2 separate regions of the Homo sapiens genome follow, and region 1 is linked to region 2. Evidence: chromatin loops called from intact Hi-C (ENCODE). Cell type or tissue: dorsolateral prefrontal cortex. All regions are shown on one strand.

Evidence for each region. Hi-C counts contacts between places; a loop is a spot of excess contacts. Peaks named below come from ENCODE experiments on the same cell type or tissue, not always from the same donor. Only the 100,000 strongest peaks of a DNase experiment are listed, where the experiment ranks them.
Region 1: it touches region 2 in a loop (6-fold over the local background); 5 of 110 quality-filtered maps call a loop at or near these places.

What each region holds. Positions count from the first base shown.
Region 1 is chr11:62,904,187-62,909,186 of GRCh38, reverse strand. CHRM1 (cholinergic receptor muscarinic 1) reads left to right here. Exons shown (of 2, transcript NM_000738.3): 2 at 1-508. Among named protein-coding and RNA genes, the nearest start is that of CHRM1-AS1, 2.7 kb to the left of the region's middle. In dorsolateral prefrontal cortex, CTCF peaks have their summits at 2,845 and 3,046 (motif pointing left); a DNase peak (open chromatin) is centred at 3,046; H3K27ac peaks cover 4,048 bases.
Region 2 is chr11:63,633,859-63,638,858 of GRCh38, reverse strand. It overlaps ATL3 (atlastin GTPase 3), which reads left to right. Exons shown (of 13, transcript NM_015459.5): 9 at 2,525-2,652; 10 at 3,269-3,325. LNCROPM (lncRNA regulator of PLAAT3 mediated phospholipid metabolism) reads right to left here. Exons shown (of 4, transcript NR_199012.1): 2 at 1,124-1,368. Among named protein-coding and RNA genes, the nearest start is that of LNCROPM, 20 kb to the right of the region's middle. In dorsolateral prefrontal cortex, CTCF peaks have their summits at 2,613 and 2,818 (motif pointing right); a DNase peak (open chromatin) is centred at 2,838; H3K27ac peaks cover 1,097 bases.

The DNA of each region.
Region 1 (5,000 bases), 730 kb after region 2:
GTCCACAAATGTCCTCAGAGGGTCCCTAGGTGGGTCAACTCCAAGGCAAATGTCCAAGCATCAGCAAGACAATGACACTGGAAGGGTCCGGCTTGGCTAGTCACATATCAAGTCCCGAGGCAGCAACAGGACCAGGAGCCAGGTGTCCTGACTGTCCTACAATATCATTTTCCTGGGAGTGGGAGTCAAGTGTGCCTGCTATCCAGCCGCAAATCCATACCCCCTGCCCCAGAGAAGCCTCAGTCCCTCCCTCCTGGCTCACAGCCACCACCTGGATGGATCTGCTCCATGCAGATCTAGCCAGGCCTCCCGCATGCTGCCTGCCTCCGGCCCTGCCCCACACAGGCCTGGCCCAGCCAGCAGGTTCTCTCCTGTGAGCTCCCCAATCCAACCCATGCATGGCCTCCCAGCCACCCGGATCTCCAGGCCCAGCCTGGCCCCAAATGTTCTTTCCTTTCATCCTCAGCAAGTGCTGAGTCTGTGAATAAAGCCACATAACCAGCGGGCACTAAGGGGCCTTCCTAACTGTGTTGGCTCAAGGCCTTGGTCTCAGGCCAGGGCTGAATGGGGCAGGGAGGGCCCAAGTACTTTGGAATGTGGGCCGTGGCCGTGAAAGTGGTTCTAGGAGGGCCAGCACTGCATGGTTGGATCTACTAAAGCCTGGGGACCCCAGCACCGTGGAGTCCCTGGCTCAGGTGAGTGGGGCTATAAAAGGCAGACCTGACCTCTGGAAGTGAGGCAGCTAGGTGAAATAAACCAACCCTGCCCACATCCCTGCATATTCTCTATTGGCTCTGCCATACCCGGGGAGAACAGAACTCTTCCAAACCCCCATTTACACATGAGGAGATAAGGCCCAGAGATCCAGGAGGATTGTTCAGGGTTACCCCACAGAGCAACACCCAGACTTCCAGGCAATTCATAACCTCCTGACCTCTGGACTGAGTAGATGACAGCCTAAAGTATTTAGGCCAAAACACTCCATCAGGATGACCCTCAGGTCAGGTTATAAGGCACTTCTTTGGTGAAGGGTCCCCAAAGCCCAACGCAAAGGAATTCTAGAGAGGTTAATCCCGTAGCCTGGAGTAGTGGTTTCCAAGACGATCATTGGGTTCAGTGATTTGCTAGAATGATGCATAGAACTCAGCAAAGTTATTATCCTCACAGTTTATTACAGTGAAAGAACATAGAGCATAAAACAGCAACAGCAAAAGGTGCACAGAGCAGAGACCAGGAGAGACCAGATACAAACTTCCAGCTGTCCTCTCCCAGTGGAGTCGTGCAGACAGTGCCCAATCTTCCAAGCAATGATGTATGACAAAAAAAAATGAAGTACTGCCAACCAAGAAAGCTCACCAGAGCTTTGGTGTCCAATGTTCTTACTGGAGGCTGATCGTGTAAGCATAGCTGACCACCCACATGGCTGACCTTACTTAGTCTCCAGCCCTTCCAGAAGTTAAACTGATACCATGTGGCCCAAGGAGCAAAGGTAAGCAAAAACACTTACCAGGCAGGATATTCCAAGGGTTTAGTGTTATCTTCCAGGAGCCAGGCAAGGCCAAACCTTTCTTTGAAATGTGCAAATGTGCAGGATTCGGATAATCCAGACTTGCTGAGTGAATCTTTCAGTTCACAGTGGTTCTGACCAGTAGCCCCAGTATCACCTGGGAACTTGTTAGCTATGAGAATTCTCAGGGTCCTCCTAGATTTACTAAATCAGAAACTCTGTGGAACTCGCCACCTATTTTTAACAAGCCCTCTAGGTGTTCTGATGCAGGGTAAAGTTTGAGAATCATTGGCCTAGAGGGATGAGGTCCTGGGTGGAGCTAAGCCCTTGCAGAGAGAGGAGTGGAGATTCAGCCCCCTTATAGCCGTTGGGACTCCCAGAAGCCTTTGGAAGAAAGCTTCCAACACGATAGGAAATGGTATCCATTGAAGATCTAAACAGGATAGGCTAGCCAGGAACTACAGCACTGTGAGAATGACCCTGCTGTTTGGACCTTCCTGTTTGGAAGGATCCAAACCCCATATCCCCTTCCCACCAGCACAGCTTACGGGGTTGTGAGCTCAAGTTCCTAAGAGGGCCCCTCCCTTACCACTGCTCCCTCACAGCCCTAAGGCCCCTTTAAGGCTAAATGCCCTGCCCCATGTTAAAGGCGTTGAAACTGAGGTCCTGGGAGGCAGAAGGACTGAGCAAGCTGAGCAGTGCTGGGAGAATAGGAACTTTGGGGCCAGATTAACCTGGTCTCTACTGAAGGCCAGAAGTGGAGGGGGTAAATCTGGTATTCACATCAGGAATGGAGCTAGCAGTTCACACTTGTCCCTTGTCCCAGATGCAGGTCTGACCTGCCATGTCCCTCACTGAACAACCTTAGGCATGTCTCTTCTCAGTGTCTTCATCTCTGAAACGGGAACAAGCCCTTTGCAGAAGTGTTAGGAGGATGAGAGAGATTGTAGGGAAATGCCCTCAATGGCTCTATGATCAGTGTTACCACGGGACAGGGCTGCTCACCGGTAAATGCCAGAAACCAGGACTAGTTTCAGACCCAGCTCTGACCCTACACCTCCAGCCTGAGCTTTGAAAAGCCCATGCCCCCAATCCAGGGAGAAGAAACTTAAATCCCATCATGGCTTGGTTAAAGCAGTTTGGGGGAACAAGTTTCGGCGGGAAAGGGTGTGTGCATTCCAGGAAGGCTTCCCGGAGATGGGGTCTGTGCCCTCAGTCCTCTGAAGCTAGATTCCTGCAGGCCCAGCTGCCAGAGAATTGGGGAAATGGGATAAACCCAAAGAGAGAGGGTGGCTGGACATGGCAACTGTCCACCCCAAACACTCCACCACTGCCCCGTTCTGAGAGTCTTTCTTGGCCCCAGAAACAAGGGCGACTACACGCCTGAGCTGGAAATAGGGAAAGAATGAAGCGGCTTTTTGAATGCTGTCTTCCCCTCTACTGCTACCAACCCCTTCTCCGGCCTGGAGAAGTTAGGATCCTCTCTCCTCCTGCGCCACCTTCCTTCCACTCCCACCGTGTTGCTTTAGCGCCATCTGCCGGCAATCACAGGAATAGCTCTGCCAAAACACGGCTCTTGTAACCCGCCTGAGCCTGCTTATCAGACAAGACCACAGGACAAGATGGAGTAGGTGATTCTGGCCACCCCAGTCCCTGCCCCCAAGTCTCAGCAGGTACATCAGACCCCAGAAGAATCAGCTTCCTTGGATACCACTATAAACTTGCAGAGACAGGCCCTACCTCTCTGGCCAGTATACCAAATTCACCAACAAGGAGATAGAAGGTAGGGGGCTTGGCATCTAGGAACAGCTCCAACTTCTCCTAATCCCCCATGGCCCCAGGCCTTTGGAATCCTTGGTTTTATTCTTAGGACACTGGCTGGGATTTCACAGGACTCATGCTGACCCAACTGGAAATTTAGACAAGTACCTGCTCACCTTTAGAGCACAAAAGTCTTTTGAATGGCCAGGTTCCCCACACCAGCCTCAGGCTCTAAGGGGCTTGAGAGAGCTTGAGGTTATTGCTTCTGACATCGTTGTTGTTAGCACCTTTGGTAACATACACACACTGGATAACCCCACAAATCAGACTATCACACAAAATAAGCCTGAAAACAGTTCTCACTCTTCACTGTGAGTCCCTGTCCTTCCCCTGCCCTTGAGTTTCACTTTCTCTCTTGATATTCCTGGCCTGGCTAGCACCACCATTCACACGTTGCTCAAACCAGAAAGCTGGGAGTCATCCCAGACTCCTTCTGTCTTTTACTCCCTGTACTCAGCGTATCTCCTGAATTGTTCACAAATTCATCCAGTTGTCTACATCCCCACTGCCTCCAAACTAGTCCAGGCTTCTTGCCCAAAGTGCCAAAACAATCCCTTAATTCAGGGATTAGCAAATTTTTTCTATAAAGGGCCAGACAGCAAATATTTTAGTTTTAGACTCTGCAGACCAAGAGACAAAATCAAGAATATTGTGAAGGTACTCCAATATTACACAGTCTCTGTCACAACTATTCAACTCTGCTGATGCAGTCAAAAGCAGCCATAGACAATATATACTTAAATGAGCATGGCTGTGTTCCAAAAATATTTTCTTTGAATATCACTGAGATTTGAATTTCATATAATTTTTCTTGTGTCACAAATACTATTTTTGTTTATTTTTCAGCCTTTTAAAAATGCAAAATTCAGGCCAGGCGCGGTGGCTCACGCCTGTAATCCCAGCACTTTGGGAGACCGAGGTGGACGAATTGCCTAAGGTCAGGAGTTCGAGACCAGTCTGGCCAACATGGTAAAACCCAATCTCTACTAAAAATGAAAATAAAAAAATTAGCCAGGTGCGGTGGTGTGCGCCTGTAATCCCAGCTACTTGGGAGGCTGAGGCAGGGGAATTGCTTGAACCAGGGAGGTGGAGGTGGCAGTGAGCCGAGATCGCGCCACTGCACTCCACCCTGAGCAACAGAGGGAAACTCCGTTAAAATAAAAAATGCAAAATCCATTCTTAGCTAATGACTGGTACAAAAACAGGCCCACCAGACATAGTCGGCCAACCCTGCCTTAATTGGTCCCACTCCCATCCATTCTCCATGCTCTAGCCAAAGTGATTTTGCCAAAACACAGATCTGATGCTTTCAATTCCTTGCTTACAGCTAGCCAATCGCTTAAAATAAAAATGCAAGCTCCTTAGCCTTCAAAAGCCTTCCCATTCAGCCCTACTTAATTCTTCAGCCTCTTCCGTGACACCTCCCTTACAGACCTTAGTCCCAGCCTCTGGAATTCTCCTGGTCCTCACACAGGCCCTCAGCTTACTTCTTCATGGTTTTACTCCTTTCAGTTCCTTTGCTTGGATCAGTCTTTTCCTACTTCACCTGGGAAATGTATATGCCTTCTTCAAGAGCCAGAGAAAAAAACAGCCCCCACCTGAGAGGGTTGCAGGGTGTCCTCGGAGGGACAGCAGGTTTCGGTTGAAGCTAGACGGTGGAGGAGATGGTCAG
Region 2 (5,000 bases):
ATTTTTAAAGATCAACCACTTATTTAGAGGTAGATGCCTGCCAAACATGATCTTAGTTTTGGTATAACTGATGCTGAGCTGCTGTTTCTTGAAGTAATTAGCTAGAATAGCTGCTGAGTTTTTTTTTTTTTGTTTTGTTTTGTTTTTTGAGACAAAGTCTTGTCTACACTCTGTTGCCCAGGCTGGAGTGCAGTGGTGCGATCTCAGCTCACTGCCACCTCCGCCTCCCGGGCTCAAGCGATTCTTGTGCCACATCCTCCCGAGTAGCTGGGATTACAGGAGTGCGCTACCATGCCTGGGTAATTTTTGTGTTTTTAGTAGAAACGGGGTTTCACCATGTTGGCCAGGCTGGTCTTGAACTCCTGGCCTCAAGCAATCTGCCCACCTTGGCCTCCCAAGGTGCTGGGATTACAGGTGCGGGCCACCACGCTAGGCCTAGAATAGCTGCTTTTTGAGAATACTTTTCATCAGATGCAAGATGACTGTGTTGTCAGCATAAAGAAAATTGTTATCTTCCTACTTACTGTCACAGGGAGACCTAATACAGTAACTACTGAGTTGTTTAGTTGGAAATTAACACAGGAGGCTTTGTAGGGCACAGTCTTCTTTGACACCACTAAAGATTGAGTTTGTTTCTGTTATGAGATAGTTCTTGTCTATTCTAATTTTAAAACTATTATTTTGGTGTAGCCTTCATAGAAACATGAGTAGCATATAGGGTCTGTACAGCTTGTTAAAGTGACAAGTGTAGCATCTGGATCCTGCTGCTACTTGTGTGAGGTATTTTTTGAAACACTCCATCTTTCAGTGTGATGGAAATTGAAACCATACAAAAAGGTTTTTTGGATATGTAATACATTCACATGTTTAAAATTTTAAAAAGGATTAAAAAGTACTCAGTGAAAAGTCTCTCTTCCATTTTTGTAGTCTTTCAGAGTTTCTTTAGTATATGAAAGCAAATGTGAATGTGTACAGAATGGCCTGTTATGTATACTTTTATACTTTTTCACTGCAAGGTTATAAAGTATTTTTCCCATGCTTTCTTGAAATTTTAGTTTCATTTTTCATATTATAGTCTGGTTGGTGGAGTATTAAAGAGTTCTTATTTGATGTGGGCTCCTACCTGCTTTTTTTCAGTGTATAGCTGGGAACCCAGGAAGATGTTAGAAGATTATGTAAATCAGCTTTTCTGTATTTTAATTCTCCTGTGTCTTCATAGTTGGACCAGCTAATAATTCTTACTTTGAGGAAAGAGCTCTATTTAATGGCTGTACTGATCCCTCTGTGGGAACCTTGTAGAAGCTGCAGAGAATCTGTCACCTTTCTTGAGTTAGTGGTCTTTTCATTTTGGGGTGGTTCCGAGGGTCTCTGAGGAGATAATAGAAAATAAATATAATGAGGCACAGGTACTTCTACTTCTTTTAACATTAAAAAAATTAACAAGAATAAATCAATGACCAGTGATTTCTAATTGATTTAAAGGAGTAGTAGTGTGAGGGCATGGCAAAGGCCTGAGACAACTTGAGAGGTTGAAAATTGACTTGTTGAAGACCCTGTTAATGAAATTCTTTTTTTTTTTTTCTGAGATGGAGTCTCACTCTGTTGCCCAGGCTGGAGTGCAGTGGTGCGATCTCGGCTCACTGCAACCTCTGCCTTCCGGGTTCAAGCTATTCTCTGCTTCAGCCTCCCGAGTAGCTGGGATTACAGGTGCCCGCCACCACCCCCGGCTAATTTTTGTATGTTTAGTAGAGACGGGGTTTCACCATCTTGGCCAGACTGGTCTGGAACTCCTGACCTCGTGATCCACCCGCCTTGACCTCCCAAAGTGCTGGGATTACAGGCGTGAGCCACCACGCACGGCCATCAAATTCTTTAAAAAGTGAAATTTCTTGAAAGGCTAGGGAGTAGACCAGATATCCCAGAATGAAAACCAAGGTAAAGATATTCTGCATATATAGTATTCTATTTTGAACTAGAGAAGACTTTCTACTACAGTGGGGAAGGAGAAAAATGAAGGTACATTGGGACAGAGATCTGTCAGCAACTTGGTCATAGCCAGAAAGTGTCAAAACATAGTCTCAGACCCCTTCTTCTCTCCCACTTTTTTTTTTTTTTTCTTGAGATGGAGTTTCACTCTTGTTTCCCAGCCTGGAGTGCAATGGTGCAATCTTGGCTCACTGCAACCTCCTCCTCCTGGGTTCAAGAGATTCTCCTGCCTCAGCCTCCTGAGTAGCTAGGATTACAGGCACCTGCCACCACGCCTGGCTAGTTTTTCTATTTTTAGTAGAGACGGGGTTTCACCATGTTGGTCAGGCTGGTCTCGAACTCCTGACCTTAGGCAATCCACCTGCCTCGGCCTCCCAAAGTGCTAGGATTATAGGCGTGAGCCACCGTGCCCGGCTTCTCTCTCACTTTTAACAACCAATGTTAAAAGCACTAGACTGGGAAGACTGCATTGTGTGTTCACCTTGGTTGAATAAGGCTGTTTGGCTTATTTTTCCCTTCTTTGTCGTCCTGTGAACAGATATTGCTGGTGAATTCAAAGAGCAGTTACAGGCACTGATACCGTATGTATTAAACCCATCTAAGTTAATGGAAAAGGAGATCAATGGCTCAAAGGTCACCTGTCGGGGACTACTGGAGTATTTTAAGGTAAATATGGGTTTTAGTTATTAAAATGTTTGATTTTTGGTAAAGCTGATCTCACTCGTAAATCAACTTGAATTTAAATATTTTGAAACTTAAAAATTTTCTGGGGGAGATGGTGAGAGGCATTTTCAGAGACCTTGGTGTCCTTCCAGGAGTGGGCCATTGGGTGGCAGTATCGGTCTAAGAACCAAATGGATGTTCTTTGCACTCTCTTAGAGGAGCAATTAGCTGTGACTAAAGGAAGATTGTTCCTCAAGGAAGATGGTGTGGACAGGAGGTGGTTAGGAAGTTGCTGTGAGTAGGAGGAGACGGCACCTAGATGTGACACGACTACCTCAAGGCGGATGGTCACTCTGCCCACAGGTAGTGGTGAGGCCAGCGTGCATGGGGAGCTGGATGGGAATCCTAGCCTCTGTAGGCTTGTGCTGCTTGAGAACATTTTTAGTTAACTAAAAATGCTAACATGCACTCAAAGGTGTGTGGTGTGTTTTTGCTAATTCCTGGTTGTTGACCTAAGTCTTTAGGAAAATGCAGTTGTATGGTCACTTTCTAAAAATTAAATATGAGTAAGATATGACTGAATAACATTTTATAGCAGTTTTTATGTTTATATTTTAAGGCATATATTAAAATTTATCAAGGAGAAGATCTGCCTCACCCCAAGTCCATGCTTCAGGTAAACAATGATTTGACATCCTAAACGCTACCCTTAAATTACTTGAGTTGACCTGTATACAATAAGCAGAGTTCTTTAGGAAGAGAATGCACTTTTTCTCCTTTTTCATCATGCTGAGGTCTGTTAATTTTTTTTTAGCACATTTTGCAGTAGTGTGGCGACCTTTTCTAGTTCACTTGTTTGTATTCATGGTGGTACAGTTAAAACGAAATGGCCTCTCCTCACTGGGCCTAGTCTTTTCACCAAACACACTTTGGGAAGCACAGTTTATTATACGTGGTTGAAACATACCCACCATGTTAGACAAGCAAGTTCTTGTCATCTGTTGTTTATTTTTTTTATTTTTATATAATTTCTAATTTATTATTTTTTTGAGACAAGAGTCTCACTCTTGCCAAGGCTGGAGTGCAGTGGCACAATCTTGGCTCACCGCAACCTCCACCTCCTGGGTTCAAGTGATTCTTATACCTCAGCCTCCCGAGTAGCTGGGATTATAGGCATGTACCACCATGCCTGGCTAATTTTTGTATTTTTTAATAGAGATCGGTTTAGCCATGTTGCCCAGGCTGGTCTCCAACTCCTGGACTCAAGCAATCCGACCGTCTTGGCCTCCCAAAGTGCTGGGATTATAGGGGTGAGCCACCATGCCTGGCTATAATTTTTTTAATTAAAAGAAAAAAATAGGGATGTGGTCTTGCTGTGTCGCCCAGGCTGGTCTCAAACTTGGCTCAAGCGATGTGCCTGCCTCAGCTTCCCGAAGTGCTAAGATTACAGGTGTAAGCCACTGTGCCTGACCTGTTATTTACTTTAGTGGAACATGTCCTGACACACCTGTTTACTATTCACTAATCAGGTTTTTAATTTGCAACTAGAATGTCATTTGGTTAAAACATAATTTTTGACTTTCATATGTTGAACATAAGGGGATTTATTGCCAAGTGTTGATTTATTTTGTAGCAGAAAATTTTCATAAAGGGAGCTAGAGCCTGGGATTGACATTGCAAATAATTTTTTCCTTTTTTTTTTTGAGGTGGAATCTTGCTCTGTTGCCCAGGCTGGAGTGCAGTGGCACAATCTCGGCTCACTGCAAGCTCCACCTCCTGGGTTCACGCCATTCTCCTGCCTCAGCCTCCCGAGTAGCTGGGACTGCAGGCGCCTGCCACCACGCCCGGCTAATTTCTTTGTATTTTTAGTAGAGACAGGGTTTCACCGTGTTAGCCAGGATGATCTCGATCTCCTGACCTCGTGATCTGCCCGCCTCAGCCTCCCAAAGTGCTGGGATTACAGGCGTGAGTCACCGCGCCCAGCCCCCTTTTTTTTCTTCTTCTTCTTTTTTTTTTTTTTTTTTAAATAGAAACAGGATCTAGCTGTGTTGAGCAGGCTGGTGTTGAATTCTTGGACTCAAGTGATCCTCCCACCTCAGCCTCTCAAAGTGCTGGGATTACAGGCGTAAGCCACCACACCCGGCTTTTTCCTTTTTTTTTTTTTTTTTTTTGTTTGAGACAGAGTCTTGCTCTATTGCTCAGGCTGGAGTGCAGTGGCGTGATCTCGGCTCACTGCAACCTCTACCTCCTGGGTTCAAGTAGTTCTCCTGCCTCAGCCTCCTGAGTAGCTGGGACTACAGGCGCACATCACCACGCCTGGCTAATTTTTTTGTGTTTTTGGTAGAGATGGG